Linked DNA regions of Homo sapiens: region 1 is linked to region 2. The links are chromatin loops, found by intact Hi-C in ENCODE. Cell type or tissue: CD4-positive, alpha-beta T cell. All regions are shown on one strand. Each heading gives the region's core, and the rest is flanking DNA. Links, peaks and the distances in the headings are about the cores only. Region 1 holds the start of PODXL2 (podocalyxin like 2). Region 2 holds the start of MIR6825 (microRNA 6825).

Region 1 (15,106 bases), core at 7,107-15,106, 54 kb before region 2:
GGGCGGTTAGAATGCCTCAATTGCTGGTCGGATAGACTCAAGGAAACATGGATCAGCTGACCTTGTGGCAATCTTCAACAGAGACAGCATAGAGCAGTAGGGAAAAACAAAACAATGAGCCCCAGGGCTTGGAAAGCCATAGGTCTGAATCATGACTGAGCATCTGAGCTGCTGTTTGACCTCAGGCCAGCTTTTAACCTCTCAGTCTCAGTGTTTTCTTGTCTACAAGGGGGGTCATATTACTTATCTCTCAGGTTATAAGCATCAGATTGAATTAAATGAGCACAGAATAAAGGCTCCCTAAACAGTGGTTAGTATTAAAGAGAAAGGGCCTCCTGGGCCTGTGAGACATTCAGGGTCCCAGAGCCTTTGCTCTGATGTGCAGGTAAACAGCAGCAGCATGGTAAAAACTGTAGGGAGAGAGAAGAGATGCTTCTGGCAAGGAAATGGTCACCTGGTGTTTTGCCTAGACACTTGGCTGGCACTCAACACATGCTCTGTAGGTAAGAAGAGCTACCTGCAGTGGGTCCCAGGTCCAGACTTGAGTCATTCAGCTCTTCCTCCTCTTCCCAGAAGTACTGTGGTGGCTGCAGAATCCGAGACTCTTCATTCTCTTCGCTGGGGAAGCCTGAGCCAGGGGCTCCCAGCCCAGCTCCCAGGCCCATGGTCTCACTAGGCTCCTCTGAGTCCAGTGGCTCCAAGCCAGTGGGCAGCAGGAGGTCTAGCAGGGAGGTGGAGGTGAGGCCCTCTGGGCCAGGCTCATCAGACCCAGCCACACAGGCACCCAGGAACGCTCCTGTGCAGACATAAAAGCCAGACAGTCAGGGGAGGCTAGAGAAGACACAAGACTGGTGCCAGGTTAGAGCATGTCTCAAATGACAAAGGTCCTGGGGAAGGGGGGACTTCAGTGGACACTCCTGAAAACCCAGAGGCTTTGCGGGGATTCTGAGACACTATTTTCATTTCAAAAAGGCCAAATTGCTTAGACTTCCCTATGGCAGGGGCAAGGGGAGACAGATGGAGACAGGCAGGGGAGAGAGAGGAATCACTGAGTCAGTGTTCCACTGCGCATGTGGTCACTCAGAAAATGCCTCCTGAGTACCCTCTCTCTGTTGGCAATTGTACTGGGTGTTGGAGCTACAAACTGAAGTGAAGACAGGGCCCATGCTTTTAAGGACCTAGCAGTATGATTGGACGAACACAGTGTTCCCCAGGCTTCCATCCTTGGCTGAAATTTCTCCAAAACTGCATTATGAATATCATTTGTATTTCAGCAATACAGTATCCTGAACATAGTCTTTAGTTTTTTTATTTTTTATTTTTTTTGAGATGGAGTCTTGCTCTGTCGCCCAGGCTGGAGTACAGTGGTGCAATCTTGGCTCACTGCAATCTCCGCCTCCCAGGTTCAAGTGATTCTCCTGCCTCAGCCCCCCAAGTAGCTGGCATTACAGGTGCCCACCACCACGCCTGGCTAATTTTTGTATTTTTAGTACAGACAGGGTTTCGCCATGTTGGTCAGGCTGGTTTTGAACTCGTGACCTCAAGTGATCTGCCCTCCTAGGCCTCCCAAAGTGCTGGCATTACAGGCGTGCGCCACTGAGCCCAGCCTCTGAACGTAGTCTTTTAAAAAACCACGTGAGGTCACAGTTCAAACTCAACCCAGTGCTGGTAATTTGACATATTTGTTTAGAATCTTGGATTCTCTCTCTCTCCTAATTTACCAAAACAAGCAAATAAATGGACAGGAAAACAAATTAAAGGAGGCCTTTTTCCTCTTCTTTCACTCTCATTCTTTAAGGACAGGAATATAGCCCTATTTGCCAGTTTCACAACTTAACCTCTAACTTAATGACCTAACCACACAAATTACTAACTTGCTGTGAGGCTCCTGGAAAGCTGCTCAAGACCTCTGGGTCTCAGTCTCCTCACCAGATAGACAAGGAAGCTAAATGAAATGACCTCTGAATTCTTTTCCAAGACTAACACTTAAGGATCTAGGGAAGAGGGAATTTCACAGTCTTCCTCTTGCTCTACACCAGATGTGTACTGTGACCTGACTTGACTACAGTACATGGCAATTTTTAGTGATGCTTATAATAAAAATAGGGCTAATATTATTGGTGCCATGTGCTTTGCTGAGCAGGCCCTAAGCTTGATACGTGCCAATACTGTGACTGGCCACTGAAAAAAATGAGCATTTCAGACTGTCCTGTGAGTCTCCGTATGAGGGAGTCTGTGCACACTGTGCAGCAGCCAGACAACTCACAGCCAATAATGCCACATCCAGCCACAGGGGTGTATTCTGGGTTGTGTGGATGGGGGATGGGAAGTAGAGACTCCAGGGTAAGAGAGACGCCCTGAGGTCAGAGACAGGAAGATGTTCTATATAACAGGAGAGAAAGCCTGGTACCAGGAAATAGGTTACACTCTGGCTTCTCTGGCTGAGTGACTTCACCACCACCAGCCTTGCTCTCCTCCTCTGTGTAATAAGGACACCAATTCCTACCATGCCTCCAGTGTGAGGGGCACCAAATGAGGTAATTGGTGAGCCATGTGTGAAAGCTGCTCTACAAAGAGCTTTACAAACCAAACTATTCTACAAATATTGTGTTATTATCCTATATAAAAAACAGAGACCTGTGAAGTTCATGGCCCGGGGAAAAAAATATTTAAAAGAGACCATGGTATCTTCAAATACATTAAAACAAAAGGTTGATGTGAATAAGAATATCAGAGTGATTCTACATGGCCTCAAAGCCAACGCCGGGGCTAAGGAGGCATCAGAGCCTTAGCATCTGACCAGGGCTAGTAAACGTCTGTGCCAACCTCTAAGATCCCGTGAAGCTCTGTCTCTCAATAAGATAATTCACAGGCCCAACTCTCAGCTTTAGAAAGTATCATCATAACTAGAGGATGGGGCTGGGTGTGGTGGCTCACACCTGTAAATCCCAGCACTTTGGGAGGCCGAGGCGGGCGGATCACTTGAGGTCAAGAGGTCGAGACAGGCCTGGCCAATGTGGCAAAACTAGTCTCTCCTAAAACACAAAAACTAGCTGGGCATGGTGGCACACGCATGTAGTCTCCAGCTACTTGGTAGGCTAAGGCAGGAGAATTGCTTGAACCCGGGAGGCAGAGATTGCAGTGAACCAAGATGGTGCCATTGCACTCCAGCCTGGGCGACAGAGTGAGACTCTGTCTCAAAAAAATAAAAATAAAAAAATACCTAAAGGGTGGGCAAGCTGTGACCCTGGGCAGGTGGGAGCCAATGGCACTGCTGTGTTGCCAGTGCTCCTGAGGACTGCTCACAGGGGATTGCCTTCTGCCAAGTCCAAACCAGGAAGCTATCACACCCCATCCGGAATGTCTTCTGCTGTCCTAGGCACCATGTCCACGGACAAAGATTCTGCTTCCAGGCAGGGCCTGGCTCCACGAAGCTGAAGTCATGTTCCCAGAGCCTGTGTCTGAATCCCTGACTCAAAGAGAGAAACAGCCATCTCATATTTTGTGGTTTCTTTGAGCCAAAGGTATTTAAAAGGCAGAGAAAGCCAAGACAATCAATTTGGGGTCCACTCCCCTTGAAGTTCCCCTTTGTTCCTGGGAGAGGATGAATTAAGGACTTGTACTCTCTCTAGCTCAAGACTTTCCCATGACCTCTTCCACTCTAATTCCCCTTCACATCACGGGGGGACCCTAAGCTACTCTTGGATTTTTTCCTAGCCCGAATATTATAGAAGAAAGCAGTATCTATCCCCTACTAGGTAGATGGGAAAGAAACAGAGTGCCCTGTCCTACCCCAAAACAGTACCTTCTTAAGGTTCTTCCTGAGAGGGGTTATCCAATGACTCCCAATTAATAACACACATCTTTGCAATGAGACTTTGTAGCTCCTCCCATCAAGAGATGAAATCTAATTCTCCACTCCTTGAATCTGAGCTACCTTTGTGAGTTGCTACACAAGACAATGCAGAAGTGATGATGTGCCATTTCCAAGGCTAGGCATCAAGATACCTTGCACGCTTCCATTCTCTCAGGATTCTGCTCAAGGCTAGCCTGCAGGAAAACAGGAGCCCATGCAGAAGAGAGCCAGATCAGCTCAGTGTCCTAGCTGAAGTCCCAAAGTGAGAGAGCCAGACAAGACCAGCAAAGGTGATAAACAGCTGATGACAAACTTGAAGGAGTTCAGCTGAGACCAGAACCACCCAGCTGACTGCAGCCTAAATTGCCAAACTACAGAATCATGAGCTAAATAAATGGCTACCGTTTTAATCCAGTGCTTTCAAACTTGAACCAGCATGGAATCACCATGAGGGCTTGTTAAAACAGAGACTGTTAAGCCCACCCTAGAGTTCTGAATCCAGCTGGTCTGTGACGGGGCCCAACAATTTGCATTTCTAGCAAGTTCCCAGGTGATGCTTCTGTCCAGGGATCAGATCTTAAGAACTGAGAATCTGAAACCACTAAATTTTGGGGTGATTTATTACACAGAAATAGCCAAATGATACATTAAGACAAATTATAAATCAAGTTCTCCTTTTGGATCAGAGTAGTGTTTGAATGGTTAAATTCCATTCATTCATCCATCCATTCATTCATTCTTCAACCAAAAAGCCTTTATTAAATGCTTATTTGGACTAGGCATGATCCAAGGCTATGTTGGTACAGAAATAAGAAAGATAGGGTCCCTGCCCCAAAAGGGTCAGTTTCTACTACAGAGACCAGCAAGAAAACAAATCATTATGGAATAGTGTAACAGTGACCATATAACTCTGTTTGAGCCACAGGGTTAGTAGGGCAGGGAGAGAGATCTCAAAGGTAGCTACTAACAGAACTGCTCATGGCACTGTACTAACTGTGCTCAGTACACTGTGAAGGAGAAAGGAGGCTGGAGGAAATAACAACACCGGGATCTCAGGAACATGTGTTCAGTTTCCCTTTCTCTAGGGTAGACAACCATGCCACTCAGGGGGGCACATGGCCGAAATGCCCCACACTTCACGATAAAGCAAAACAGCAGAGACGATACAGAAACATAGATGTGTAGACATGAGAGACGCCTCCATTAGAATTACAGTCCTCATAGTGCTTCACCGCTGGAAGAAAAAGAGAGCTCTTTTACGAACCCCTAGCAATTCCCCCTGCACTCATCTGTCCCGAACACTGCCCTCTAATCAGCGCTTCTCAGACTGAAATGTGTGTGAGTCACCCGAGTCTTCTGACACAGTAGGTGTGACTGATGCTGCTGGTCTGTGGACCACACTTTGAGTGACAAAGCTCAGAGAGGTCTTTTTATTTATTTTTTATTTTTATTTATTTTTTCAGACAGTTTCACTCTTGTCGCCCAGGCTGGAGTGCAATGGCGCGTTCTTGGCTCACTGCAACCTCCGCCTCTCAGGTTCAAGCGATTCTCCTGCCTCAGCCTCCCGAGTAGCTGGGATTACAGGCACCTGCCACCACGCCCAGCTAATTTTTTTTTTATTTTTAGTAGAGATAGAGTTTAACCATGTTGGCCAGGCTAGTCTCCAATTCCTGACCTCAGGTGATCTGCCTGCCTCAACCTCCCAAAGTGCCGGGATTACAGGTGTGAGTCACTGTGCCCAGTCAACTTTTTTTTTTTTGAGATGGAGTTTCTCTCTTGTTGCCCAGGCTGGAGTGCAATGGCGTGATCTCAGCTCACTGCAACCTTCGCCTCCCGAGTTCAAGCGATTCTCCTGCCTCAGCCTCCCGAGTAGCAGGGATTACAGGCATGTGCCACCATGACCGGCTAATTTTGTATTTTTAGTAGAGACGGGGTGTCGCCATGTTGGCCAGGCTGGTCTCAAACTCCTGACGTCAGGTGATCTGCCCACCTTGGCCTCCGAGAGTGCTGGGATTACAGGCGTGAGCCACTGCACAGGCCGAGAGGTCTTTTTAAAATGCAAATCTGGTTCTATCATTCTATCATACAGGTCAGATCCTTTGAAAAGGCGAGAAGGCTCTCATAAACTGACCATTACCTCCCCTCCCCTCTCTGCACCCACCTTCCCCAATCATACTCTACGCTTCAGACAAACTGACTACCTGCAATTTCCAGAACACAGCCGCCTCTTTTGCCTTCTGGGTCTTTGCATATGCTCTTCTGCTTGAACATCCGTATCTCCCCATCTCTGTCCTGTCCCACCACCCACCTGCTAATTCTCACTCCTGCCTGCAGTCTCAGCTTCCGAGAAGCTTTCTGTGGCCACTCCAAGTCTGGATGAGACACCACTCCTCTCTATCACAGCCTTCTCAACAAACTACTGTCACGCCACTTTTCTCACCAAATTGTAAGAGACCTTCATACAGCCTCCATTGTAAATGAGGAGTCCCTTGTTTCAATTCCACCCTGTAATTCCAGTGCCTAGCACAACCTTTTACACATGATGGGGACACAATAAAGGTTTGAATAAATAATTAGTAGTCTAATCCAACCCTCTTGTTTTACAAATGAAATAACTGAGGCCTGGTGGGATTAAGGTCAAACAGCTAGTTAATAGAGGAGCTGAAATTAGCTGGTTTCTCCCACACACACACACACACACACACACACACAAAATTTGTAATCCAACCCTCTTGTTTTACAAATGAAATAACTGAGGCCTAGTGGGATTAAGGTCAAACAGCTAGTTAATAGAGGAGCTGAAATTAGCTGGTTTCTCCCCCACAAAAACATCTTGTGGATGCTCCAGGAAGAAGAATGGAAAGCTATTACTTGTGGGGCTGGGTACCTTCCTTCCTCCAAAGGATACGTGAAGGAAGAGAATATGTAAAACAGCTTAAATATTTCATGTGCTTTAAGGGCCAGGGAAAGAAGCCAGAGCTAAAAACTAGAAGATACCCCTTTCCAAACACTCTGCCCAGGGTCCCCACAACCAATCCAATCAATTGAAGGAATCTCTTCTCTTGAAAAAGACCAAATTAGTAAAGTGATTCCCAATGTTTCACAAGCAAGAATCCCTTTATTTACATTTGCATGTGGCCCCTGTGTTTGGAAATGTTTCATCTATAAACTGTACTTATTTAATAGTTATTTTCTAATTTTTGAAAAGTGAATCAGAATCATGTAGTACTGCCAATCAGATGTGATCCAATTATAATTGAACTTTGGTTTCAGGTGGGCTGTGCTCTTATTAGAGGTAAAATTTCTATTAGACTCTCGATTACAAAGAAAAATACAGTCACTCCTGAGCTCCTATTCTGTGCCAAACAGTGTGTTAGGCCCTTCCTGGAGGTGCAACAAGAGACAGATGAACAAGAGACAGGCTTTGCCCTCAGGAAAATTACAAACTCTTGGGAAGTGGAACCCTAAGTTCTTTAGGGGATATGAGCCGATGTAGCAGACTGCTTTGCAAAAGCAGTATCCCCAGGGCTGGCAGGGAGCCAAAATACAAGAAACAAATCTGGAAAAACTCATTCATGCATTCCAGGAAGAAAAAAGTCAACTGATGGAAAATGTTTATAATAATTAAATAATACACATTGTATAGGTTCCCGGGGCACCCGGGCAGCCTGCCTTTGAGAGGGCCATGAACTGGAGATCTGTATCTGCATGCTCCAACCTCCAGCAGGTATGCTGGGAAAGATATTACTTCAGCCTTGTTAGAAAAGTGTAAACTGATTCTCCCTAAGAATTTTGAAATTCACTCTCTACAAAACCACTGAAGGATTAAACACGGGTTGTCTCTCAAACCTTGGCACTCTCTCTCGGAGCTGAACTGTGGCATGGCAGGGAGAGGCTGTGGCATGGCAGGCGGGGAGGCTGCTGCCGTCTACACCCTACTCTGGCTCCTCGGAATGGCTTGGAACTCAAGAAGACTGCTCTGCCCTCTCCAGGTCATTGTGCCCAGAGGAGCCTGTTTCCTTCCCCACTCTGGGGGATAAAACACTTTCTAGTCAGTCCAGCTGTCTGTGCACAGTACTGTGGTCTGGTGTGTTTGCTAGGCCCCTTCCCTGTCATTTCCATGGCTCCAGTGAGCCCCCACCTCTCTGAGCTCTCCCACCTGTCAAGCCAGGAACCCATAACCTTCCTCTAACATCTCTCCCTTTCCTTCTTTGTCTTCCCTTCCCAATGGTCTAATAGGAATTGGCAAAGATTTTGAAAACCCTACTGAAGAAAAAGGAATCTGGTATTTTCCCGGTTTTTCATTCCTTTTCCAGTAAACAGTTTCATTTTCTTAAAGTTATTTTTCCCTCTAATGACTGTTTTGTCTTTACATAGAACTTGATATTTTCAAAGGCCTTGGCAATGGGTATTTATTTAAGTAATTACAAGAGGTTACTTATTTTCAAACTTGCCCACCATAAGATGACACCAAAATAGTAGCTGAGACATAGCCATTCTGTGTATAATTAGTTTTGCACTTAATAATTAATCTGCCTTAATTGAGACCCCACCTGACTTAAAATTTCAGAATTACACTCTGCGTGTGATTGATTTCCTTTTTCCCTCTAGCACCTATAATTTTCTGTTACATCATCACACCCAACAGAGGAGAGAGAAAAAGATGGCACATGAAAAGGATTAGGGGATCAGCCTCAAAGAAATGAAAATCTGACCCAAACAAACACAGAAGGAGGCAAAGGAAGCAGGCTGACATTTGGGGAGGTGAAAAAAACAAGACCCCAGCGATCCTCATGTTTTATCTTACCTTTTCAAATCAGTCCCTGTGATCTGCTCCCGGTGCAAAACTCCTTTCTGATTTCCACCATCAGCTACACCCCACCTCTCCCCTAAGCAGGGTCTTTGAAGTCCAGTCTCCCTAAGCTCTTGGCAGACACCAACATGGGAGGGGCCCTGCAGCATCTGTCACACAGCTCCTCACCCTTAAGTGTCAGCGACAACAGGAACTGCTGAGCACAGTCACGCTACCTCCACTCTGTAAGCACCTGAGAAACAATGCTGACAGGTCCCTGAAGGGCTTCCACACAAAGGTGTGTAAGAAAGAGACACACTGCTAGACACACGCACATGCCCTCCAAGCAGGGGGTAAGAAGTGCGTCATGAAGAGCATGCACGGGAGAGAGGAGCCGGGAGGCAGGCTGCCTGCAGTCCTCACAGCTGGTCACATAAGCACATGGGCAGTTACAGCTGGGCCTGGGTCCATGAGGACGTTGCTGGCCAGTTCTGGTTTATGACTGTCACACAAAGAAATAGCAGACCAATCAATTGATGTTTATTTATTGAATGTCGCCTTTTTCCAAAGAGGATTTACGGCGTGAAAGAATACAGGTGGGTTTGTGTGAGTGTCTGAGCCAACACTGATGGACATGTTTTTCTGTGCACACCACCTAGGGCCTTTCTTCATCCCTAGACTGACTGTGGAGAAAATGTACCCTCCCTGAACTGAGCCTTCCCATGACATGCACAGGAATGTGCGAGGGACCACTTTCCCCTCCCAGCCATTTACCCTGGGATTCTGCCACTCTGAGTCCCAGGTTCATGGCCCACCTCAGGCAAAGACTGTTCCTCCCTTCCCATAGAGACCCTTCACTAGTTTCTCTTTCACTCACACACATCTGGACACAAAGTGCCTGTGTCTTCATGGGCCAGCTGCGTGGGAAATGTCCTGTGCACACTCCTACATGCACATACACACTCCTACATGCACATACACACATCATACTAGGACGCTATTTTGACGTGTGCATCAGAAGTGAAGTTACAGCTGGCTGATGAGTGTGCACAGGCACACATGCACACTTCCTCATCCGGGTATTCCTCCAGCAGCACCAGTCACACCTTAACATACACCGTAACACACTCCCTCTGCTCTGCCAGTGTGTGCAGGAGCTGCTCAGCTATGACCTTATTTGACCCACCTTTGCAGACAGCCCTTCTCCCCGCCATTTCCATAGTGGCCGCCTGCCTCATGGGCTGTCACACCCCATGCCCACCTCCCTACACACCCCCTCCACTAAATCCCCGTCTGCGCTGGAAGCCATCAGGAGGCCCGTCTCTTTCTCTCTCAGGCAGACACATCCCTTTCACACCTGTGCCACACCCCCAGCCCGCCACGCACCCACACAGCCCGCCGCCCGGCGTGGCTGCTGAATGGAAACCACACATCTGAGTCTCACACCTCCCTCGTGTGTGAGCTGCGTGGGAGCCTCCCGCCGTGTGCTGTCACGGGCCTTCCGTGGCTGTACGCCCGTTTTTGTCAGCTCCTAATAGAGTCGCCCAGAACAGGAGAGAATACCCATTCACCGTGACACACTCACACTCCCTCCCGGCAACGCCACGCGTAAACAGCCACCCGCGCCTCAGCGTACCCGCCCCACACTCCGCAGGCGGCCCCTGGGACCTTCACAATGCGGCCTCCTCCCCGCGTGGCTGTCACACACGCCTCTTCCCCCGAGTGCGCAGGCACACAATGCACTCGCACACACACAAGCACACGCACACACATGCACACCCACACGTGCGCGCCCCCCCGGCCCGCGAGGCAGCAGCCTGCGCACCTGCCCCTGAGAGCCGCGGCGTGGGGGCCACGGTGCTGTGTCCCAGCTTCACCGCCGCGCCTTTGTCGGGGGTCGCCCGGCACGCCAGGCGCCCGCCGCGGCCCCCACGCACCCACTCCTCGTGCGCGTGTGTCGGGGCGGCGCCGCGGCCCGGCCGGGACACGCGCGCTCCCGGCGGCGCCGCACTCTGGCCCCTTTGTTGGCGGCCCGGGGAGCTGTCCAGCACCGCGCCCACGCCGCCGCCCGCCCTCCCGCGCTCGGGCCCGGAGCGCACTCACCCCCAACCAGCAGAAGCAGCAGCGGCGAAAGCAGCGGCGGCAGCCGGGCGGCCCGCAGCAGCCGGCCCATGGTGTAGCCGTCGCCGCCTGCAGCCGCAGCGGCGCGGCGCCCGGGCCCGCGTCAGGGGCCGCGCGGGCGGCGGCGGCGGCGCGCGCCCGCCCCATTGGTCCGCATGGCCGTCACTCACGCCCGGCCCCGCCCGGCCGCGTGCCGCGGGCGCGCCCCCGCGGAGACGAAGCGGACGCGCGGGCGGCCGTCCCTCCGCCCGTCCCCCCCGCCAGGCCGGCCAATCAGCACCGCCGAGGCTCGGGGGCTTGGCCCGGCCGCCCGCAGACCTGGGCCTCGCACCTCGCGCCCGGATGCCGCTCTCTCCCCGCGCGGTCACCCGTTCCCTGGGAAGCAGAGTGGGCAGCTGTGGCAGATGGGACTGATGGGACGAGGACGACGCGTGGAAATGACTGTGAGGGTGGACAGAGGCCTGGGGTAAGGAAAGACTTCTCAGGGTACTTAGATTGGGTGAGCCCTGAAGGAGAACCTGAGAGCAAAGAACTGGACTTTAGAGCTAGGCAGTCTGGCTCAGGATCAGATTGGTTCCGAGACCTTGAGTAAATCTCTTCTCACCTCTGGGCCCCACTTGCCCCATTTGCTAACTGGGGGGTTTTAGATTATGAGAGAGGTGCTGACTTCTCTAACATGTGCTCCCTTTTGGCAACTGAAGATCCTTAATATGCCAAGCACTGTAGTGGTAAATAAAACAGGCACATCCCTCGTCCTCATAGTTTAGGCTCGTAGAGAAAACAGACTGAAAAACAAAATGGACACACATATGGTCCTATGATTGCAATTGGTAGTCGGTCTGTTAAGGAGTATAAGGGGCTAGGAGACAGCACAGAGGGGAACCTTATGCTTGCCTTCCTGAAGAAACAGCATTTAAGGTAAGCTGGCTGGCATCTGGAAGGATGAGTGGGTATTAGGTAGGAGATTGGGTTTGGGAGAGAACTTACAAGGCAGAGGGAAAAGCTCACTGATAGAGTTCCTGAGTTAGAAAGAAGCTCAGCCTCTTTTAGGGAGAGAAAAACCCCGACTACCCTTTTAGAAGTACTGCAGCTTAAATATACAGCAACCACAATTTTGTGGAATGTTACTTTATATATACCATATTAGGAAAACACTTCTTTAAAATAACAAATCGTTATTTGAATATGCTTTTTCAAAGTATATCCCCACCCCCCTATGCAGGGGTATAGCATCAGACATTGGAGATAATCTCACGGGACTCTTCCAGACTAAATATTAATACTTAGGAGAAATAGGAGTTGGGGTGGAGGAGCATAGGGAAGAAATGGGTTCCAGACAAAAGAAAGAACATGAGCAAAATGTAGCACCTTTTATTTGGTGGGTGTTAGGGGTACTAGAAAAGTGGCTGTCAGCTGGGCTTGGAAAAGAGAAATCCAGGGTGTGTCTAGACCCAGCTTCCCTCTTCTTTCCTCCTCTGAGGATGAAAGGAGCATCCCTTTGGTTTTTTGTTGTGTTTTGTTTTGTTTTTCTGTTACAAGAAACAAAGATCTTAGAAGCAAACAAGAAATGGAAGGAAACGTCCTCAATTCCATTAAGGGTATCTCCCAGAAACCTTTATTATCATACTTAATGGTGAAACCATACTTAATGATGAAACATTAGAAACATTCTCTTTTAAGTGAATGGAACAAAATAATCCTCACTACCACCACAATGATTGAATATTCTATAAGAGACACTGCAACAAGGCCTGATAGAAGAAATGGGATGAAAGTATTGGGGGAAAACTCATTATTTGCAGGTTTATCTAGAAAATGCAAGATCATCAGTTGGCAAAATAATTGAAAACCAATGAGTTCAGCAAGATTGCTGAATAAAAGATAACGTACAGAAATCAATAGCTTTTCTGTGTATCCTCAATAACCACTTAGAAAATGTAGTAGGAGAAAAGATCGCAATCACAGCAACAATTATTAAAAACTGGAATAAACCAAACCAGATATGTAAGCTCCAAATGAAGAAAACTCTAAAGCTGCCAGGGGTGGTGGCATGTGCCTGGAATCCCAGCTACTTGGGGGAGACTGAGGTAGGAGGATGGATCACTTGAGGCTAGGGGTTTGAGACCAGCTTTGGCAATATGGTGAGACCCCCATCTCTAAGTAAATCAATTAGCCAGGTGTAGTGGTGCATGTCTGTAGTCCTACCTACTTGGGAGGCTGAGGTGGGAGGATCACTTGAGCCCAAGAGTTCAAGATCAACCTGGGCAACAAAGCAAGATGCCATCTCTATGAAAAATTTTAAAATTAGCCAGGCATGGTGGCACACACCTGTAATCCTAGCTACATAGGAAGCTGAGGTGGGAGGATTGCTTGAGCACAGGAGTTCAAGGCTGCAGTGAGCTATGATTGTGCCACTGCACTTCAGCCTGGGTGACAGAGTGAGACTCTGTCTCAAAAAAAGAAACAAAAATTTAAGTGAAGGCAATCCTCAGAATGGGAAGAAACATTTGGAAATCATGTATCTAGAATATACAAAGAATTTTTACAAGTCAGTAATAAAGACAACTCAATGTTTTAAAATGGACAAAGATCTGAATATACATTCCTCCAAATGTCAATAAGCACATGAAAACATGCTCAGCCTCATTAACCATCAGATAAATGCAAATCAAAACCACAATAAGAAACCACTTCTCAGGCTGGGTACGGTGGTTCACGCCTGTAATCCCAGCACTTTAGGAGGCCGGGCTGGGTGGATAGCTTGAGGTCAGGAGTTGGATACCAGCCTTGCTAACATGGCAAAACCCTGTCTCTACTAAAAATACAAAAATTACTCTGGCATGGTGGTGCATGACTGTAATCCCAGCTACACAGGAGGCTGAGGCATGAGAATTGCTTGAACCCAGGGGGTGGAGGTTGCAGTGAGCTGAGATCACACCACTGCACTCCAGCCTGGGTGACAAAGCGAGACTCTGTCTCAAAAAAAAGGAAACCACTTTGCGTCTCACTAAGGTGGGTGGCTAGAATTAAAAAGAGAGACCACGTGTTATATAGGATATGGAGAAAGAACCCTCCTCGTACACTGCTGATGGGAATGTAAAATGGTGCAGCTGCTTTGGACATAGGCAGTTTCTCAAAAGATTAAGCATAGAGTTACCATATGACTTCATAATTCCACTCCTAATACATACCTAAGAGCATAGAAAACATATGTCTAGTCAAATACATTACAGGAATGTTCATAGCAGCATTAGTCATAATAATCAAAAGGTGGAAACAACCCAAATTCTCATCAACTGATGAATGCATAAATAAAATGTAGCATACCCATACAATGGCATGTTGGTCAGCAATACAAAGAAAGTACTGACACATGCTACAACGTGGATGAACCTTGAAAACATTATTCTAAGTGAAAGAAGCCCATCACAAAAGACTACATATTATATGATTCAATTTTTATGAAATGTCCAGAATAGGTAAATCTTTAGCAATAGAAAGCAGATTAGTGGTTGCCTAGGGCTGGTGGGGAAGGAAGAGGAGTAACTGCTAATGGGTATGTTTTTTGGGGGAAGGGAGTGATGAAAATGTTTTAAAAGTGTGATAATTTGCACAACTGCAAATATGCTAAAACGATTGAATTGTACATTTTTTAATTAATTAATTAGTTTATTTTTGAGACAGAGTCTCGCTCTGTTGCCCAGGCTGGAGTGCAGTGGTGTGATCTTGGCCCACTACAACCTCCGCCTCCCAGGTTCAAGCGATTCTCCTGCCTCAGACTCCTGAGTAGCTGGGATTACAGGTGTGTGCTGCCACACCCGGCCAAGTTGTACATTTTAAATTATGTGGTATGTAAACTATATCTCAATAAACCTGTAAAAAACACAAGAATACCCAAGCTCACATTTTATCTTGTTTTTTTTTTCTTTGAGACAGGGTCTGGATCTGTCACCAAGGCTGGAGTGCCAGGGCACCACCATAGCTCACTGCAGCCTCGCTCTCCCAGGCTTAAGTGATCCTCCTGCTTCAGCTCCTGGAGTAGCTGGGATTACAGGTTTGTGCCACCATGCCCAGCTAACTGTTGTTATTTTTTTGTAGAGATGGGGTCTCACTATGTTTCCCAGGCTAGGCTCCAGTGATCCGCCCTCATTGGCCCCCCAAAGTGCTAGGATTATAGGCATGAGCCACCTTGCTGGCGTAAATTATCCTTAATATACAAACACACACACACACACGTATGTACACACACATTATGTAATATCGGTATGTTTTAAATGTTTACATATATGTATCACATCTTGTTTTTTCACTCATAATTATCTTTCAAATTAATCCAT
Region 2 (15,126 bases), core at 217-8,216:
CATCCTGCCTCTACAACTCAGGCAAACAGTGCCTGTTTGCTGATAGTGCCAGTGTAGACCTGGGATTTCCTCTGACTGGCCCACCTAGGATCCCATCCTCATCCCTGAGCCAAGCACTGTGGCTAGCAAGGAAAGGGGCACTGTGAAGCTGGGAGGGCAGCATCAGCTCAGCTGGACCATATGGACTGAGGGAGCCCACAACAGAATTGGGGAGCTGGTACTAGAGGGGAGGGGAATGGATGCTGGGTGGGGAAAATGCCCACTGCATCCTCCATCCATTCGTCCCCCATCTGTCCATTCTGTGAAACCTCTTTGGAGAAGACATCTTACTTGCTGGGAGAGCCTGCATTGTCACCACTTGGTGGTCCTGGCACGTGTTGCCTGGGGAGAGGTGTCAGGGCTGTGGTTGAGAAGGCAGCTCCAAATGTGGGCTCTCCTGGTATAGGCTCCAGGTGTGGGCTGTCCCAGTATAGGTGCCAGGTGTGGGCTTCAGGTGTGGGCTGTCCAGGTGTGGGCTTCGGGTGTGGGCTCTCCAGGTGTAGGCTTCCGGTGCGGGCTGTCCTGGTGTGGGCTTCGGGTGTGGGCTGTCCAGCTGCCTTCCTTCAGGGCGCCCTTCCCCTGTCTGCAGGGCCTGCCTGACTGGAGTCCTCCCTTCTCTGTGGCCCTTAGATACCACCACATGAGAGCTGAGTGGCTCCCTGGTCCCCTCCTTGTGGTCTAGCCCAGAACTTCCCAGTCAGAGGAGTGGGCTGTGGGCAGGCAGAGAGACAGACAAGGGGCTGGGGAAGCCTGGAGGTTGTAGTGGCCTGATGTCCCTCACACCTACAAGATGGTGGTAGACAGGACTGGGAACTGAGGCCTGCTTTCTTTGCTTCTCTCCCACTGCTTCTCTCACCATTTATTCATTTGTGTATTTATTCAACAGATATTAAACACCTACTGTATGCTAGGCAGATGTCCTTTTGTGGGGTAAGGGGGAGTGCAGGCAGGGAGAAAGAGCCAGGGCTAAATGTCCAGGAACATATAACAGGGCCCAGCCCATCAACTTTTGGGGACTTTGTCCTAAAGAGTTCAGGAGGCAGTGTTAAGAGTGGACTCAGGAAGTCCAGCTCTGAACCCCAGCCATGCTGCTGTGTGACCTGGGGCCAGTGGCTTGGTCTCTCTGTGCCCCAGTGCCCTTCTGCATAACAGATGTTGATCTGCTTTAGCTATGGTGTTCATGTGAGCACCTATGAAGTCGTCTGCATAGCTGCAGCCCAGTGGGAGCCTGGCATACAGTAGGCGTGTGGTAGTTTGTTGCTTTTACTGCCTGCCCTGCTGACACAATTTCTCATGGCACAAAAGACAGAGTATATATGGATCTGGGCATGTGTCAGAAGACCCAACTGAGACTCACAGAAGCCAGTTTTTGACTGAGAAACTGGGCAGTTCCTGGGCCTCAGGCACAGCAGGATTTGGGGGCACAGCAGTGCTGCTGGGGCACCATCTCCATCTCCCACTCAGCCTGGGATCTCCCCGATGGCCCTGCTCTCTCGCCATCTGCCCTTGTGGCAGCAGGGTGGTGTCCATGGTGCCAGGCTTGCATGCTGTCCGTCTGCCTTTCCCAGCAGCCCCACCTGACATCCTGGGTCTCTCTCACAAGGCTCCCTTGGGGCCTATGCCCTTCCCTGAACTAGCCCTGAGGCCAGGGGAATGGCACACACCACTGGCCAGTGCTGCGTCCCAGGCCCATCCCTGAAGCCAGGAGCGGTGGACTCAGCCTCACCTGGAACCACCGAAGTGGGGGTGAGAAGGGAGAGGAAGGGGATGGATATACCAGGCCGATAAGCACCACAGATGCTGAGCAGGCACTTTGTGAAACCTGCTGGGCTGGTGGCTTCCCTAGAGGTCTCTGCACCTCTTCTCGGTGACCTTTTGCCTGGTCCCGCATGCCTCAGAATTAAAACCATGAATACGGTAATAACAGCAAATGTATACTTGGCCCTTCCTGGGTGCCAGGCAGGCTTCTGCTGCATCTGTTAATCCATTTGACCCAACAATCAAACACAGTAGGTTTTGTTTCTGCCCCCATTTTATAGATGAGAAAGCTAAGGTACAGAGCCAGGAAGCAGCAGCGTGCTGCTTGTGATGTGAACCTGGCCCATCTGGCTCCACCATGCGCACTCCTGCTCACCAGCCCAAGGCTGTTGGTGCTAGCCAGGAAGCTGGGGCCCCGAGAGGGAGGGCCAGGCTGGAAGTCACCTGCAGTTGAGGGTCTGCAACTCTGTGAGCCTTGCTTCCTGGAGTGATCCCCACCTCCCTGTGTCCCACCCTGACTTTGCGCCTTCCTCCTTTCCGACCTCAGGAATCAAAGGCTCCTGTAGATATGGGGGTGGGCTTGCTGCCCCTGCCGATGCAGAGGCTCTTGTTCCCTGACTGCCACACCACTCCCTTGCCCACCAGGTGTTTGTGGTGGCGCTGGTGGGCATTGCCCGGGCCGTGGTATCCATGACGGTGAGCACCTCGAACGCTGCAACTGTTGCTGATAAGGTGCGGCTGGGCCCTCTGAGGGAGGCCAGGGAGGCCTGGCCTGGGGTGGGCTGGGGATGCTGGTCCAGGCTGACGCTGTGCCCACTCTGCGTGCAGATCCTGTGGGAGATCACCCGCTTCTTCCTGCTGGCCATCGAGCTGAGTGTGATCATCCTGGGCCTGGCCTTTGGTGTGTGTACCGCTGGGCTCTTGGGCCCTGGCGATGCTCTCCCCTGCCCCTCCCTGGCTGTGGGCTGACTCTGGAGTGGTCACCTGGGCTGGCTCCTGCCTGCTGACCAGCATGTTTCTTCCAGGCCACCTGGAGAGTAAGTCCAGCATCAAGCGGGTGCTGGCCATCACCACAGTGCTGTCCCTGGCCTACTCTGTCACCCAGGTAAGAGGGTGAGTGTGGGCAGGGGACGCTAGGAGTCAGGGCACCAGGCACCCACTGCTTCTGGGTCTGGGTCAGGTTTCCAGTCTTTATCACCTTCAGAGTTCTCAAAACTTTGCACCTGAGAAATCACATGGGGTGCTTGTTACCGAGGCACATTCTGGGGTCCCCTGGAGATTTGGATCCAGTGGGCCAGGGCGCCAGGATGGGAGGCTCAGGACTTGCCGTTTTAATAAGGAGTTCAGGTAGGGATGGTGCAGGTCCGCAGACCCCCCTGAGAAGCATGCATCTAGAGGCCCCTTTCTTAGATTGGGGGCAGGGACTGCACCTTGTCCATCTCTGCCCCCTTCCCCATGTGACTCAGCCCAAGACTGGGCCGGCTCTGGATGCTGCAATCAGTTGGGCAGGACATGGCCAGGGAGCAGACTGGGGCAGGTGAGTTGAGGGTCAGGCCAAGAGGCTGAACTTGGTGTGGTGGAGAGCTTAGGGGGCTTTGCATCAGGGAAAGCCCCTGGGAGAGAGAAGCCTTGAGATCCTCTCCCTTCCTCCCTTCCTGCTTGCCCCTGCAGGGGACCCTGGAGATCCTGTACCCTGATGCCCATCTCTCAGCTGAGGACTTTAATATCTATGGCCATGGGGGCCGCCAGTTCTGGCTGGTCAGCTCCTGCTTCTTCTTCCTGGTGAGGTTCAGGCTGGGGCAGCTGGGGTGGCTGGGGCCTTAGGGCCAGGTAGGGATTGGATTCCTGGGTTTCTGGCTGTGGGTCTGGGCTGGCGCCCCCAGCACCTTCTCAGCCCTGCCTGTCTCTGTAGGTCTACTCTCTGGTGGTCATCCTTCCCAAGACCCCGCTGAAGGAGCGCATCTCCCTGCCTTGTGAGCAGCTGGCCGGCGGCTCTGGGACAGGCGGGGATGGGAGGGAGTCTACCGGGCCACTGTAGAGCTGGTAGCTGGGAGCTGGAGCTGTAGAGTTCCAGGCTGGGAGCTGGAGAGCCCTGGGTGAGAGGGAGGCCTAGAGGGGCCCCGGGGGACACACCAGGCTTGAGGGTAGTAGGTGCTGGAGGCAGAGCCTGGCCTGTCCAGGGTGGGACCTCACGACCCACCCTGTCCGGCCCCCAGCTCGGAGGAGCTTCTACGTGTATGCGGGCATCCTGGCACTGCTCAACCTACTGCAGGGGCTGGGGAGTGTGCTGCTGTGCTTCGACATCATCGAGGGGCTCTGGTGCGTGGGGGCCGCAGGGTGTCTGCCTCGTGGGGGCATGGGAAGTGGGCGGCAGGGTGTCCACCCGCTGGGGGCATGGGGAGGTGTGGAGTCAGCATGGGGCTAGGAGGCCCCGCGCTGACCCGCCTTCTCCGCAGCTGTGTAGATGCCACAACCTTCCTGTACTTCAGCTTCTTCGCTCCGCTCATCTACGTGGCTTTCCTCCGGGGCTTCTTCGGGTGAGTCTGTGGCCGCCGGCGCCCCCGCGTGGCTGCCGGCGGAACTGCGCCTTCTTCCAGCATGGGTGTGAGGATTGAAGCTGAGAGGCTGTGTATGCATACAGTGCGCATGCGCACGCACATACATACATGCACTTGGGCACACACATACAGATACACATGCACATGCACACAGATATACGCACACCCACCCACATGTGCATGGACACGTGCACATGCACACACGGATGCACAAGCATGCACACATGCACATGCACACACAAACACGCACATACGGATACACACGGGCATATGCACACAAACATGCACGTGCACACCCACATGCATGCATACACACATGAACACGTGCTCAACATATACATACATGTAGATATATGCACATATCCACATATACATACATATATATGCACATTGTATGTACAGTACACACAGACATACTCTCCCCACGAGAGAGAGAGTGACTATGCACGGTGTTCTACATTGCTGGTTTTTATTTAATAATATATTAACTCATTCATTCGCAAGCATTCATTGAGCACCTACTGTGTGCCAGACACTGCTAGAGCCAGAAGATGCGAGGCCCACAGCGGATGCAAATCCTGTCCTCACAAAGCTTGTACCCTGTTGGGGGAAGACTTAAGTGGGGAGCAGGTTTGGGGTGGGAAGTCAGTTGGATTCTCTGGGGGTGAGTACACTGCTGTGCACATGTGCATCTGCAGAAGCGTCTGTGAGATGGGATGCTGAAGACATGGGATTGGGGGTCCCACTCCAGACCTTAATGTGGTCGGAATGTGGGTGTTTTGTCCCCCCTTTCTCACCTGCCAGGTCTTGTGGGGAGGGGATCAGCCTCCCACCTGGGTGAAGCTGGGAGAGGGCCAGACTGGTCCATGGCCCCAGCTTGGATCTTTGCACACAATTTCTCCCCTGAGCCTCAGGCTCCTTTTTGTAAATTGGGTGTAGTGTGTCCCCCTTGGAGAGTTGCCCTGAGGGCCGAGGGACGAGGTCAGAGTGGAGTGGGTGGTAACATGAGCAGCAGGGGTCACAGGAGTGGGGGCGGAGGCCACAGCCAATGTCTCCTGAGTGCTTGGGCAGGCACTGTTGAAGCCTCATGATTTATGTCCATTCTTCCTCCACACGGTGTCCACACACCCATTTCACCATGAGGAAGCAGGCACAGATGCCCCCCGCCTGAGCTCACACAGCCAGGGGGAGGAGGGCTGGGTTCCAAAACAAGTCTAGATGGGCTCTGGGGTCCAGCTCACAGGCCCACTCAGAGTGGGTGTCAGGCGACTGTTGGTCAATTCCTTCCTTATCTGGTGGCCCCATCAGCCTGGAGAGGAAGGCTCTTCCTGAATCACTCAGTGAGGCTTCCATGCCCCTCTTTTCCTTTTATCAGCTCGGAGCCCAAGATCCTCTTCTCCTACAAATGCCAAGTGGACGAGACAGAGGAGCCAGATGTACACCTACCCCAGCCCTACGCTGTGGCCCGGCGGGAGGGCCTGGAGGCTGCAGGGGCTGCTGGGGCCTCAGCTGCCAGCTACTCGAGCACGCAGTTCGACTCTGCCGGCGGGGTGGCCTACCTGGATGACATCGCTTCCATGCCCTGCCACACTGGCAGCATCAACAGCACAGACAGCGAGCGCTGGAAGGCCATCAATGCCTGAGGGCAGCTGCCAGGGCCTGTGGAGGACAGGCCAGAGAGGAGGCCAGCAGGCCCAGAGTCCCCAGGGGAGGAGGACCAGGTCAAGGGACGTTCTGTGGGCAGTAGCCCTGTGTGGCCCTGTTCCCACCATGAGTCTGGAGGCCCCACCTCCCTGGGGCTCCCAATCCCCTTTGCCATCTCTGCTCTCACTGGGGACCCTCCTCCCCTTCCCACCTGCTCTCATACTGCTCAGTGACATGGCCCAGGCTTTCCTTCCAGGGCCATGCTTGGCAAGGTTGGCTGAGGGCACCCTCCTTCTCTGCACCCTTGGCACGAGGGCAGGGCTGGCTCTCCCAATGCCTCCATCCCATCCCCATGGTGCTTTGGCCTCCTCAAAGCATCCACCATGGTGGATGGACTGAAGTGTGTATATTTTCTTGATCTATTTTTTAATAAAAAGGAAAAGGAGCAGAAGGTGCTAATGTGGAGGTTTTGCAGGAATACTGGGGCTGGTTCCTTTCAGGAGCCTGAGGGCTGGGTGAGGGGCTGGGAGGCTCAGGGGGCCTCTGCTCAACCAAGGAGCAGTCCCCAGTGCCCAAGCCCTGGGCTGGCTGCTGGGGAGGTGAAGAGAAACAGGATCCCAGCTGCCGCTGCCCCTGCCCCTGGGCCCATCTGAGTAGGGGGGACAGACATGGAGAGAGAGGAGAACTATGTTTTGTGAGCCAGCCCCTCTCCCTTTGTCAGACACACACTGTTGTCTTGGGCAGCCGGTTCTCTCTGCTCAGCTCCATTAAAACGCAGAATGGACTTACTATTGCCATCTGTAAAATGCGGAGAAGACCCATCCTGCAGGGCCTTTTGTAAGGATTGGAAAACACTAAGCACGAGTGGCTGGCGTACAGTAATGAACGATAAGGATAGCTCTTATTTTTAGCCTCAAGAATAGTGCTTGGCACATAGTAGGCCCCCAGCAGACAGGACTCGGGGACTGATGTTTGTCATAAGGATGGGTGTGGTTGGCTGAAAATGGGAGTAAATCAGAGCAAAGCACTGGGATCATAAGGCATGAGTAGGGGAGAGGGGCCCACTTGTCCCTGCCACTGCCCTTGTACCTGAGTTCGGCTTTGAGCTTTTTGGCAGCCAGAGTGAAAGGGAGTTGCTGCCAGTTATGTAATCCCCAGAGTTGGAGAGGAGGAGCCCATCCAGGACACAGCCAACTGCATGCTTCAGAGCCTGGGGAGGTCTCAGCCCTGGCTGTGGGGACCCTGAGGATCAGGCTGTTGCCCGCCTCCGCGATCAGCCTTTTTTTTTTAGGGGGGAATGGGGTGCCGAGGGCACAAGCTCCAACACAGCTCATGTCTGTGGGGCCAATGTGTCAGGCTCCCTGGGAGGGCCTGGAGGGTTGATAGCGGACAGGGCCAACAGTACGGCCAGTGAGCTGGACTCCTGGGCTGCAGGGGGTACTGCAGGGTGCCCCTGAATGGCATACTTTATCGGGGCCTCTCAGCTCATGTAAAAGCCTGGTAATCAGGGAAGGCAAGCTCACGGCATTCTGAGTGAGCGGGGTAAGGGTTGGGGCCAGCAGGGATTTGACCATCAGATCCACATGCAGTCCAAGATGGCACAGTGTCAGCCGAAGTTTGCTGGCTGCAGTGAATGAGCAGAGAGGCATCAACAGAAGAAAAGAGACCATTTTTATAATTTTTAAGTTTGTTTTTTAAAAATAGGTCATATATGTACATGGCAAGAAAAAAAAAGGTTCATGCAGTACAGGAGGGTATTTGGTGAACGATAAATCTCCCTGTGTGGCACTGAATTCCTCTGTCCCCCTCCTGAAGCACCCAGGGTCTCCATAACCTTCCAGAGCCATCCTGTGTTCACACCAACGGATGTGTATATCATCCCTCTTTCTGTAATGCTAATGTCCTGTAGCTCACTCCAATGGATCTTGGAGATCATTCCATGTCAAGTGGAGGACTGCTTCACCCCTGCAGCTACATATATATGGATATATGGCAATTTATAAACCACTTCCCTTTTGTTTCTGAAAAATTTTGCAACAACAAACAAGGCAACATCAACAATCCTTATAAATTTGCTTTTGGTAACTCATGCAAGTAGAATTGCTGGAGCACACAGTCTTAATTAGTTTTAATTACTCTTATTAGTCTTCTGCAGAGATCAATAGTTGTCCTCCAATATATGTTGTTTTTCTCCATTGGAAGAGAATCCCTGATTTTTCGCTAGATACACAGCTGTCTAGAATAAAGACTGCATTTTCTAGCCTTCCTTGCAGGTGGGTTCTGGCCAATGGATGTAAGTATGCATGCAACTTCCTTAGAGATAAGAGGTGGCCCTTCTTTCCTGCTGACTGGAATGTGCTTATAATGGCTGGAGTGATAGCAGCCATCTTGAACCATAGGGTAATCTGGGGAATGGAAGTTTCTCATTGCAGTGCGACAGGATAGAGAGAGCCGGTGTCATGGACACTGTAGTGCATCTGTAACGACCTCGGACGTCCTACCTTCAGATGACTTTTGGAACGTATGAGAGAAATGAGTGGCTATCTTGTTCAAACCACTTTTGATGTTTCTCTTACAGTTGAACCTAATCTGAACCAAAACACCCATTCCAAGAGGCTATGCCAGCTTTCATTCCCACCGGCACATCCTCACTGACGTGGTATGCCAGTCACATTTTCAGTCTTTCTGAAGAGCCCTGCTCAGACCACGTCTGTGTGGTGTCTGGGTGCGAACAGGCATTAGGCAGAGGAGCGGCTGGATGCGAGGTTTCTGGAGTCTTAACGTGGTGACAGAGTTCACTGTATGTGGCCAAAGTCTAATCTCACCTTCCCACTGCTGCTGCACATGGACTGTGGACCTTGGGCAGGTCACAGCTTCTCCTTGATCCTCAGTTTCTTCACTAGTGGTACAGGGTAGCAGGTGACTGGTTGCCACTGGTATCCATTTTTCCTCCCTCAGTAACTGCACCCTCATGTTTGTGGGTCAGTGAAGCACCCACCTTAGAGGTGTCACCATTGAGAATTTAGGGAAGAAGACCTTGGACACAGGGTCCTCAGTTGCTGCCAAGCTCAGTGCCAGCCACATGGCCCTGAAGCAGCAGAGCTCTGAGACCTGCAGGTCCACCCACCCAGAGCACTGGAGCATGGTGATATAACGGGTGAACGCATGGCCAGTGATGTATGGGTTTGCCAGGGCTGCCATAACAAAGTACTATAGATGGGGGCCTTCAACAACAGGGGTTTATTTTCTTACAGTTCTGGAGGCTGGAATTCCAAGATCAAGGTGTCCACTGTTGGTTTCCTCTGAGGCCCCTCTCCTGGGTTTGCAGTCAGCCGTCCCCTTTCTGCCTTCTTGAGTGGTCTTCCTTCTGTGTGTGGGGTCCCTGCTGTCTCTCTGGGTCCGAATTTCCTCTCTTTATATGGACACCAGTCAGATTAGATTAGGACTCCCAATGAATGGCCTCTTTTCACCTTAGTCACCTCTGTAAAGGCCAAATCTCCAAATGCAGTCCCCTGCAGAGGTGCCTGGGGCTGGGGCTTCAGTGCATGAGTGTTGGGGGACTGACTTCAGCCATAACAAATGGCATTAGAGCCTCTCTCCCTCTGACCTCCTGACACTGTGCAAGAGCCTGAGACCTTACCAGATCCACGGAATAGGCAGAAAAGCCCTAAGCATAACTGAGGTTAAGTCTTCCTCCTGCTCAGCAGAATGGGGCCATGGTGGAAACTCAGCAACATTCTAGAAAATTCCTGGTGTGCTGTGGTGGGATTCCCCCCGCTATGTGGGACTGGGTCTTCTCCAGGACAGCCCCAGGTTCTGCCGTTTCCCTCGGGACAGCTGGAGGGGCATCGCCCTGCCCTGCCCCATTAGAGGAGGGATGAGGCCGTGTGACTAACGCTGGCTACTGAGATGTGAGTAGAGGTGGCATGCATCAGTCACTTCCAGGTGGGAGAATTTAATGGCCAGTACATTGCTCCAGCCAGCCACGGTGATGGCAGAAGCATGTGGTAAAGATAGAGCCTCTGCCAGCCTGGGTCCCTGAGGGGGCTCAGTGGGAAGAATCCCCCTGCTGAGCATGCACTGAACATGTGACCAGAAAAAGAAGTGAACCCTACCCTTTAAGCCTCCAAGACTGGAGGCTGTTTGTTACTGCAGCACATCCTGGCATGTCTCAACCTCTCCAAGGGTTAGCTGAGGTGGACACCTGCTACAGTAGCTGTGATTAATTTGATTTCCAAGTAGAGAGAGCAAGGCCTGGGCTAGGGACAAGTAACAGCTCCTGGGCTCAAAGGGTCACCCCCTCAGCCCCTGTGTCACATGGGCTCATTTTCAGACTCCATGGATCATTCTGTTAGTTTCTCCTCCCCTTCATAGCTTCCTTAGGGATGCCTGTGCCAGGGTCATAACCTGAATGCCCTAGTCTTTCCACCTCCCTTCAGCTTCCAGTGGCCTCATCTCTGTGCTTTCGGGTGACTGTGGAGGGGTGAAGGCATCTGGGGAGGAGCTAGTGTGCTGTGATGGCACAGGCCATGTACTAAGTGTGTGCTGGGCACCCAGCGCCGAGCTGCCTTCTGGAGTGCCAGCCTAGGAAGCACTGTCCCCTTCCCTGACCAACTGTTCCTGCTGTGCCACTTGCAGATCAAGGGGCCGGGCCTGGGAGAGAGGGCTGTGCCCGAGCCCAGGAGGAGTGAGCCTGCTCCTCTCCCAGTGACGATGGGGTAGGTACCTCTTGGAGCAGCTGGTCGGCCTCATGGGCTGTCCCAGAGATGCTCAGGTGGCCTGCACCTGGTGCCTGGATGTCAGACACCATGGCACCGAACCCGTTGGCAGATGGGCTCCCTGGAGGCCTGAGCCCACCCTCTGCCCCAGGCAGGTGATCAAGATGCGGCAAAGCCAGCCTGGAGAAGCAGTTGCTAAGCCATGAGTATGCCTCTCCTCGATCTCAGAAATGCCTTTTGAGAGCTGCAAGGGGTTAGAGGCACCTGCTCAGCACTGAGCCTGGTGAATAGACCTAGTGTGAGTGGCCTAGAGTGAGTGGCCACTTGCTTCTCCCCATGGCTTTGTAGCAGAGCTGGGCTGGAGACTGGACCCACACTCCCCAGGGCTGCAACAACTGAGTGAGGCCAAAAGGATATTGGTCCCAAGCTTCCCGTGTCCCTGGGGATGCGTGCGCAAGTTCTGCCTTGGGACTTGGGCTCAGTCCCGGGCACAGCAAACGTGAGGTCTTCAGGACTTCCCACTCTGCAGCCTCTCAGAGGACAGTCTCATCTTCAAAGCTGGCAATCCTGTTCACACCCATGGGTCATTCACAAGAGGTCATTCTGCTAAAGTCCTGGTAATTATCCTGCAAGACAGGTTTACCTATCCCATTTTACAGATGAGGACACCGAGGCTCAGAGAGGTGCAGTTATTTGCCCAAGATCCTAGACCTCATGGGACGCAGAGCTGGGTGTTAAGCCCAGGTCTGCCTGAATCTGCAGCCTGACTTTACCCGGGACGCAATACCCCTCTCAGGAGGACCCAGGTCAGTGGAGGGGTTCAGGGAGAGCAATTTTACCAAACTGCCCCCCTTAACAACATCAGATGTGAAAGGTGTGAATGAGAGGAGCTGGCTTTCACATGTCACATCGGAGAGGAAGGCAGGCTCATCTGGCACTGCACATGTTTTTGGTTGATGATTTAGGGGGATATGAAAGTAGTTCTAAACCCTATGTTCTGGCAGCATTCTAAACACTCGCCATGGGTTATACAGCTCCACTTTACAGACGGGGAAACCTGAGGGAGTGAGGTCACATGGCCAAATACATGGCGGTAGGGTGGGTTTTGACTCCAGGCAATCGGGCTGAGTCCAGGCCTCTGACCACTGCGCCGCACTGTCACATCTGACAGAAACACCCTCAGCACTGGAAGGGCCCCGAGCCTTGTTTCTTGGGCCATTGCATCAAAATGAGGAGCCTGTAGCCACTCCAAAACCAGTCTGGAGGATGTAGAGAAAATGCCGAAAGGATTGCTGGGATGGGACTGAGAGCGCCTGGGGTGATTATAGCAGAGCGGGGTCTGGAGTGCACACCTCTGGAGCATAGAACTAACTCGTTTCCACTCCTAGCTCTGCCACTTCCTCAAGTGAGCTGGCAGGCTTCCTGTATTCTGTGCCTCAGTTTCCCCACCTATAATGTGGGGCTGATTGTGCCTCCTTGGCTTCCATGAAGCCCCCACCCCATCCCGTGCAGGGCCTGGCCCAGTGCAGCATCTCCATCCGGGGAACTGTCCATGCTCTGTTTCTCAGCAGGACCTTCTCTGGAGGGTATAGGGGCTGCTTGTGGGGAGTGGCCCGTGTAATTGGCTCTGGGATCAGGAGCGTGCCCAACGATTTATTTCTCATATTGTTTGGGGACGGTGACTCAGCTGAATGCATTCTTCAAATCAAGATCCAAAAACCTGCTGTGAAGAGTGTTTAAAGCCGGCTCCGGGAGGCTCTGGGATGCAAGATCAGTTCTGCTTGGCTGGAGGCGAATGGTATTCTGGGGAAGACAGGGCCTAATTCGAGGTTGAAAATGTGAGAGCCACTCCAAGGAGCTGGCCCTCCCCATGGGCTGGGGCTTGCCCGGGCTGGAGCTGGGCCATGGGCTTGTGGGGCACACCCCTCACACCATTGGCCTCCCCACTGTGAGCACCTGGGCTGCCTCAGGGGCTGGCTCTGAAACCCTTGACTACAGACTGGAGTGGGTGACAAGCACCCTCCTCTAGACATTGATGCAGCCCTTGTGACGGTGGCCTTCCAGAAGGTTCCTACTCTTCCCAATTCCAAATGCTGACCCTCATCATCCTCATAAATGCAGGTATCCTGTGGGCTTGCACAATGTTTAAAATATTAGTTGTCAGATTTTAAATATTACAAGATTTCATATATTGTCCAAATATTAGGCTTCTCATTAAAAAAAAAATCAGAAGATGTGACAGTCTCAGATTGGGACATTTCTCCCCCAGTTCTGACTGGTCCTCCTGGCATGGACCATCATGTCTCCTGCCTGGCTCCTGCACATATCAGAGTTTCAGACATCCCTGCAATCCTGGGCCCTGTCATCAGGAGGATTCTCCCAGGCTACATCTTGTCCTTCCCACTCATAGCATTCTGCACATGTTTACTGAGCACCTACCTAGTATGCCTGTGCCATGCTCTATAGTGATCTAGATATAGAAGACAGACAATAAAACAAATTACAACCTTGTGTTGCCATGGAGTCCAGTCTTTTTTGCCTGCCCAGTCTTCTTAAAATAATTTTTTTTAAATAAAATAGAGATGGGGTCTCCCTATGTTGCCCAGGCTGGTCTTGAACTCCTGAGCTCAAATGGTCCTCTCGATTCAGCCTCCCAAAGTGTTAGGATCACAGGCGTGAGCCATCATACCTGGCCTGCCTGCCCAGACTTCTAAGATGCCCCCAACTTCCCTTCTGGGTACTGGCCCTTGCTTGGGCTCCTTGGTAGGAACATGCTCAGGCCTAGCCAATGAGGAACGTGCATGTGACTCAGGCTGAGCCAATCGGAATCACTGAGCTGCTTCTGGAATTCTTGAGAAAAAGAAGTGGCTTACTGCAGGGTTTGCCGAGCCGGTGGAATGTGGTTCTGGAGCTGCTCTAGCTCCCTTGTGAGAGTCTCTGAGGATGAGGCCATCAGGGCCATGGCAGAGCTTTGGAGAGGGGCAGGGCTCAGGAGCAAGCTCTCCGCCCAGCACCTGGATCCATCCGAGCCTGAGCAGGGCATGGCAGGCGTTTCCAGGCATTGCAGCCAACACAGCTCCTTTGTGGCTCAAGCCAGCTTAAGTTGAGTCTTGTCACTTGTAACTAGAGGAGCCCTGTCTTATGTGGGTGAGGGGTGAGCCAGGCAGAGGGATACCCAGGGGCTGCGGGCATGGGGAGGAGATCCAGCTCCAAGCTAGGGGCAAGGGCCTTCCAACCGGCAAGTTTGAAGGGTGAGCAGATGTCAGGGAAATGAAGGGAGGAGCAGAAAGGGAGGGCATTCTAGTCTGGGGAAGCCATGAGCACAAGACTGCTAGATCAGTGTGGATTGAAATAAGACGGGACTCTTAGAACCGTGGTTCAAATAAGGAATGAAATAGCGTCTTAGCTTTTACTAATTTTTTCCTTCATGCAGATGGCAATGATCCTCTTATAGTTTGACCAAAAAATTTCAGAAAGTGACAGATGTAAAATTAAATATTCTTAGCAGAGCAAGAAATGATCATACAAGACACCTCCTTGTGGGTCTTGCAGCCCGGAGAGCATCGCAGGTCGTGCTGGCAAAGCCCAAAGTCCAGGCACCTTAAAGACTTCTTTGTCCAAATAACCTTTCTGCAGACACTTTTATACTAACAGAAAATAGAATGGGATTTTACATTTTCTCATCAGTCTCCACACTGGAGAGAGAGAGAGAAAGAGAGAGAGAGAGAGAGAGAGAGAGAGAGAGAGAATATATATATGTGTATATAACATTTTCAATTCCCCACGTTATCAGAGGCAGCCTTATGATTCCAAAGAGCTCCTGTGTTTTTGCAGCTTTAGGGAAGGGGGAACATTTCTTCCTTCTTGTCTTGCTGAGATTTCTTTCACTGGCGGTAAGAAAGGCTTAGAGTTCTCAAGGCCAACTGTTGAAATTTCATTATTTGGCACCAAAAGGAGAAAAAAAAGCAGGCTCAACAAGCTTACAATTCAGACTACAGAAAGGTGAAGAGCAGGCTAGGATGAGTCAGTAGGAGAATTGGGGCACATGCCATTTGCACCATCGGTGAGCGGCATGCCCCCTGAATGTGCCTGGGGAGGTGCAATTGTTCAACTCAGCCAGTGAGGGGGGTATGAGGGTGCGCTGCTGTGGACACACATAGCCGGACCAGAGGACCTTAAATAAAGAGGGGATGGAGCTTGAGGTGAGGAGGGGGCAGGCTAACCAGTCCATGCCCCAGGCTCCCTCTGGCTTTGTGCTCTGTTGGCCTCAGCCCTGGCTCCTATCCCAAAGGTGGCCTCATAGTCCTGGGATGGCAGCTGTGGCTCCTGCTGTCCAGTTCTGTCTAGGTCCCTGGGGCTCTGGGCCAGAAGCCCTTCCATGTGAGGAGCTAGCACATCAGCTGTACTTA

Evidence for each region. A loop is a pair of places that touch in the nucleus more often than their neighbours do. Peaks named below come from ENCODE experiments on the same cell type or tissue, not always from the same donor. Only the 100,000 strongest peaks of a DNase experiment are listed, where the experiment ranks them.
Region 1: a loop joins it to region 2, with 2.2 times the contacts of the local background. A loop is called at or near these places in 4 of 110 quality-filtered maps.

The regions. Positions count from the first base shown.
Region 1 is chr3:127,624,935-127,640,040 of GRCh38, reverse strand. It overlaps PODXL2 (podocalyxin like 2), which reads right to left and starts at 10,856. Exons shown (of 8, transcript NM_015720.4): 1 at 10,752-10,856; 2 at 518-796. The coding sequence starts at 10,821. It overlaps LOC107986126 (a long non-coding RNA gene), which reads left to right and starts at 11,078. Exons shown (of 2, transcript XR_001740892.2): 1 at 11,078-11,235. RefSeq lists enhancers at 696-1,196, 10,154-10,213 and silencers at 10,614-10,743, 10,854-10,923. In CD4-positive, alpha-beta T cell, for the core only: no CTCF peak of the experiment used is centred there; DNase peaks (open chromatin) are centred at 9,730, 10,200 and 10,940; H3K4me3 peaks cover 1,293 bases; H3K27me3 peaks cover 1,145 bases.
Region 2 is chr3:127,564,393-127,579,518 of GRCh38, reverse strand. It overlaps TPRA1 (transmembrane protein adipocyte associated 1), which reads left to right. Exons shown (of 11, transcript NM_001136053.4): 4 at 2,443-2,529; 5 at 2,626-2,698; 6 at 2,823-2,902; 7 at 3,469-3,579; 8 at 3,710-3,770; 9 at 4,014-4,116; 10 at 4,254-4,334; 11 at 5,731-8,287. The coding sequence ends at 5,998. It overlaps MIR6825 (microRNA 6825), which reads left to right and starts at 4,188; the gene lies at 4,188-4,253. RefSeq lists enhancers at 3,484-4,062, 4,063-4,642 and a silencer at 4,030-4,209. In CD4-positive, alpha-beta T cell, for the core only: CTCF peaks have their summits at 4,166 and 4,377 (motif pointing left); a DNase peak (open chromatin) is centred at 4,368.